2 separate regions of the Homo sapiens genome follow, and region 2 is linked to region 1. The links are chromatin loops, found by intact Hi-C in ENCODE. Cell type or tissue: MCF 10A. All regions are shown on one strand.

Region 1 (2,500 bases):
TCTATACAAAAAATTTAAAAATCAGCAAAGCCAGGCGCGGTGGCTCACACCTGTAATCCCAACACTTTGGAAGGCTGAGGCGGGCAGATCACCTGAGGTCAGGAATTCAAGACCAGCCTGGCCAACATGGTGAAACACTGTCTCTACTAAAAATACAAAAAATTAGCCAGGCGTGCACCAGCACACCTGTAATCCCAACTACCTGGGAGGCTGAGGCAGGAGAATTGCTTGAACCCAAGAGATGGAGATTGCAGTGAGCTGAGATTGTGCACACTGCACTCCAGCCTGGGCAACAGAGCAAGTCTCCATCTCAAAAAAACAAAACAAAACAAAACAAAAACAAAGTATTACCAACCCCCTTTTTAAACAAGACATAAAAACATGCAGATTTTGGAACTCTGTAAAGACAATGCATCTATGATTCTACAATTATAAGCTTTGGATATTGTGGAATTCTAAGAGTCTAAGATGGTTCTTCTGATTCTAGGTTTATAAGAGTGTAAAAATAGTAAATATGAATATCTGTAACTTCCAATGCTTTAGAACAGCTGTTGGCAAATGTTTTCTGTAAAGGGACAGATAGCAAATGTGTTTGGCTTGATACAAACACTTGAATCTGTCGCTGCAGTGCCAAACAGCCACAGATGACAGGCACATCAATGGGCATGGCTCTGTGCCAATAAAACTTTATTTACTGGCACTGATATGTGACTGTCATACAATTTTCACATGTGGTGAAATTTTATTTTTCTTTAGATTTTTTTCTAACCCTTTAATAATGTAAAAACCAGTGATAACCCATCTCTCTCTCTTGTTTTTTTTTTTTTTTTTTTTAGACAGTCTTTCTCTGTTGCCTAGGCTGGAGTGCAGTGGCATGATCATGGCTCACTGCAGCCTCGACCTCCCATGCTCAAGTGATCCTCCCACCTCAGCCTCCTGAGTAGCTGGGACTACCGGCATGTGCCATCATGCCTGGGTAGTTTTGGGTGTTTTTTTTTTTTTGGTAAAGATGGGGTCTCCCTATGTTGCCCAGGCTGGTCTCAAACTCCTGTAGGATCCTGGGCTCCAGCCATCCTCCTGCCTCAGCCTCCCAAAGTGCTGGGATTATAGGCATGAGTCACTACGCCAGGCCCAAACATTTTTTAAAAATTAGCCAGGCATGGTGGCGTGCAACGTAGTCCCAGCTATTCTGTGGGGGCTGAGGCAGGAGGTTCGCTTGAGCCCAAGTGTTTGAGGCTGCAGGGAGCTCTGATCACGCCACTGCATGTGGGTGACAGAGTGAGACCCTGTCTCTTAAAAACAAACAAGCAGAAAAAAAAAAAACCCTTCTTAGCTGTACAAACATTGGTGGGGGGTGGGCGGGATTTGGCCCGTGGGCCACAGTGTGCTAACTCCTGGTCTGGAATTTTGCAAGTTTGAAATTCAACAACGCTCAGGTCCGTAAGACCCTGGGCTTGACGTTGTGGAATTAACGGAATTCTCGGAGGCGGACATCCGCAGGTTATAAAGCCCCAGAAGATCTGGGGTCCTGTGAGCTGCCGGTGTTCCACACCCACCCAGCCGCTGGGCGGCGCCCACGACACACACCTTCTTGTGGGTCTTGAGCTGTTCCTCGCCGTAGCGGAGAACGTCCTTGATGAGATCCTGTAACTTCCGTGTCAGTTCCAGGTGGCACAGCGCCAGCTTGTCCGAGGAGACGCGGAAGACCTCCCAGAGCGGGGCGAAGGTCCTGGGGGCGGGCAAGGTCACACCCAGGGTTCATCAGGCTCACCCCACCCCGGGACAGCGCTGGCACTGGCTCAGGTATGTGCTGCACGCTGAGCCCTGCTAAACATGAATGAATACTAATTCATATAATCTCCATGGCAGCTGTAAGAGGCGGGCCTGTGACAGATGGGGAAACTGAGGCATAGGGAGCTCTATAGCTCCTCCCAAGGCCCCTCAACAAATCAACATTAGAGCTGGAATTTAAACGCAGGCCCTGGTAATCCCAGCACTTTGGGAGACCGAGTCGAGCAGGTCACTTGAGGTCAGGAGTTCCAGACCAGCCTGAGCAACATGGTGAAACCCCCGTCTGTACTTAAAATACAAAAATTAGCTGGGTGTGGCAGAAGAATCGCTTGAACCCGGGAGGTGGAGCTTGCAGCGAGCCGAGATCACACCACTGCACTCCAGCCTGGGTGACACAGCGAGACTCCATCTCAAAAAAAAAAAAAAAAATGGTTCACGCCTGTAATCCCAGCACTTTGGGAGGCTGAGGTGGGCAGATCACAAGGTCAGGAGATTGAGAGAGCATCCTGGCTAACATGGTGAAACCCCGTCTCTACTAAAAATACAAAAAATTAGCCGGGCGTGGTGGTGGGCACCTGTAGTCCCAGCTACTCGGGAGGCTGAGGCAGGAGAATGGCGTGAACCCAGGAGGCGGAGCTTGCAGTGAGCCAAGATCGCGCCACTGCACTCCAGCCTGGGCGACAGAGTGAGACTCTGTCTCAAAAAAAAA
Region 2 (2,500 bases), 370 kb after region 1:
AGTTTCCAGGGCTTAACTATTACCCCTTGACATAATAAATCTGGAAGGTCCTAAAATTTTATTTTATTTTTTACACGCCTAAATTCTGGACCCACCAAAAAAGAAAACAATTACTTCTGATTCTTTGAGTTTTCATTAACTGAACTCATATCACAGGCAGAAAGACTAAAGTCTATCAACATACCTGAATAGACTTTTTTTTGTTTTTTGAGACATGGTCTCACTCTGTTGCCCAGGCTGGAGTGCAGTGGTGCGATCTCGGCTCACTGCAGCCTCCATTTCCTGGACTCAGGCGATACTTCTGCCTCAGCCTCCTGAGTAGCTAGGACTACAGGTGCACACCACCACATCAGGCTCATTTTTTTTTTTTTTTTTTGTAGCGATGGGGTCTCACCGTGTTACCCAGGCTGGTCTGAAACTCCCGGGCTAAAGTGATCCTCCCACCTCTGCCTCATTTCTCCTATTAATCTTCCTTTTGTGAGTTGATTTTTCAAGGAACCTTCAGAGGGTGAAGGGGAAGATCACCCAGTTTGATGGGAAAGGCGGGGGTGGGGGGGAGAATCAGTCACACGCATAAATATATAATTACTTTTTTTTTTTTTTGAGACAGAGTCTCACTCTGTCACCCAGGCTGGAGTGCAGTGGCACGATCTCTGCTCACTGCAACCTCCACCTCCCGAGTTCAAGAGATTATCCTGCCTCACCCTCCTGAGTAGCTGGGATTAAAGGCGCCAGCCACCACACCTGGCTAATTTTTTTTTTTTTTAAGACAGAGTCTTGCTCTTGTCGCCCAGGCTGGAGTGCAATGGCATGATTTCAGCTCACTGCAACCTCCCCCTCCTGGGTTGAACCCATTCTCCTGCCTCAGCCTCCCAGGTAGCTGGGATTACAGGCGCCCGCCACCACACCCGACTAATTTTTGTGTTTTTAAAAGAGATGAGGTTTCATCATGTTGGCCAGGCTGGTCTCGAACTCCTGACTTCAGGTGATCCACCCGCCTCGGCATCCCAAAGTGCTGGGATTACAGACGTGACCCATTGCGCCCGGCCTGCCATTACCTTTTTAATGTTAGGGCCCTAGGAGCTGATCAAAAGGAGGTAGTGTTGAAGAGGGGGACTTTCTGTAGGAGGGGACCTGTTAGCAGAGCAGCAATTAGCCAGGCAGAGGAGGAGAAGGTGTAAAGGCCCTGCGATGGGAATGCACTTGGTGGAAGAACCTTGGGGAGGCTACAGGAAGGAGTGAAAAGAAAATGACCTTAAAGGTGTGATCAGGTCCTTGAAGGTGTAAGGAGGGAGAGAAGGGGCAGGGGGAGATAGAGAAGGAGAAACAGGAAGAGGAGGGAGGAGGGGGAGGAGGGAGAGTAGGAGGAAGGAAGGGGAGGGGAGAACGGGTTGTATTCTAAGAGGGAAGGGGAGCCAGAGCCCAATTGTAATCACGTTGTAAGATCGCCCTCTGGCTGCCCAGTGGCGAGCAGGCGGGAAGACGGGGCCGGTCCACCCTGTTGTCTACCCTCCGGTCCTCTTCACAGCCGGCGTGGCAGCCTAAACTCTGCCAACCGTAAGTCAGTGGAGTATCCTCCCATCTCCCAATGCGGTTACCCCGTCAACAGAATGGGAACCACAGGCCGGATGCGGTGGCTCACGCCTTTAATCCCAGCACTTTGGGAGACCAAGGCGGGAGGATCGCTTGAGCCCAGGAGTTCAAGACCAGCCTGGGCAACATAGCGAGACCCTGTCTCAAAAAAACAATCAAACAAAAAAAATTAAAATTAGCCGGGCGCGGGGGCTCACGCCTGTAATCTCAGCACTTTGGGAAGCCGAGGTGGGCAGATCATTTGAGGTCAGGAGTTCGAGACCAGCCTGGCCAACATGGTGAAACCCCGTGTCTACTAAAAATATAAAAATTAGCTGGGCGTGATGGCAGTCGCCTGTAATCCCAGCTACTCAGGAGGCTGAGGCAGGAGAATCGCTTCAACCAGAGACGGAGGTTTCAGTGAGCCAAGATTGTGCCATTGCACTCCAGCTTGGGCGACACAAACACACAAAATTAAGATTAAAAAATATTGGAAACGACATATCCCCAAATGATAGCCAAGCACTTCGTTTGCAGATGCGGTCTTTGGCGCTTCCTACAGATGTGCCAGCTTGATTCCTACCAAGCCCTACCAAGCAGGAGTTAATACTCTCCCCATTTCACAAAGGGGGAAATTGAGGCACAGAGGGCAGCACGTGGGATGCAGGAACCCAGAACCCCTAGTCCTTTCTTGGGCTCGACGGGATGGACCAGCCCCTGGAGGGGGTCCAACCCCTCCCAACGGCCTGGGAAGCCACGGCCAGGCTGGGCGGAACCGTGGGTGTCCCTGGCGCCCCAAGGTGCCAATTAAATATTCGTGGCCGTCTGGGGCCAGAGCTGTGGACCGCGGCATGGCCGAGCCGGGGCCGGAGCCCGGGCGTGCCTGGCGGGTGCTCGCCCTGTGCGGGGTGGCCGTGTTCCTGGCTGC

Evidence for each region. A loop is a pair of places that touch in the nucleus more often than their neighbours do. Peaks named below come from ENCODE experiments on the same cell type or tissue, not always from the same donor. Only the 100,000 strongest peaks of a DNase experiment are listed, where the experiment ranks them.
Region 2: a loop joins it to region 1, with 8 times the contacts of the local background. A loop is called at or near these places in 2 of 110 quality-filtered maps.

Annotation. Positions count from the first base shown.
Region 1 is chr19:17,765,898-17,768,397 of GRCh38, reverse strand. FCHO1 (FCH and mu domain containing endocytic adaptor 1) reads right to left here. Exons shown (of 29, transcript NM_015122.3): 7 at 1,588-1,729. Among named protein-coding and RNA genes, the nearest start is that of FCHO1, 16 kb to the right of the region's middle. RefSeq lists an enhancer at 1,643-2,180. In MCF 10A, a CTCF peak has its summit at 1,560; a DNase peak (open chromatin) is centred at 1,617.
Region 2 is chr19:17,394,082-17,396,581 of GRCh38, reverse strand. It overlaps CCDC194 (coiled-coil domain containing 194), which reads left to right and starts at 2,386. Exons shown (of 4, transcript NM_001395222.1): 1 at 2,386-2,500. The coding sequence starts at 2,424. In MCF 10A, a CTCF peak has its summit at 1,450; a DNase peak (open chromatin) is centred at 1,441.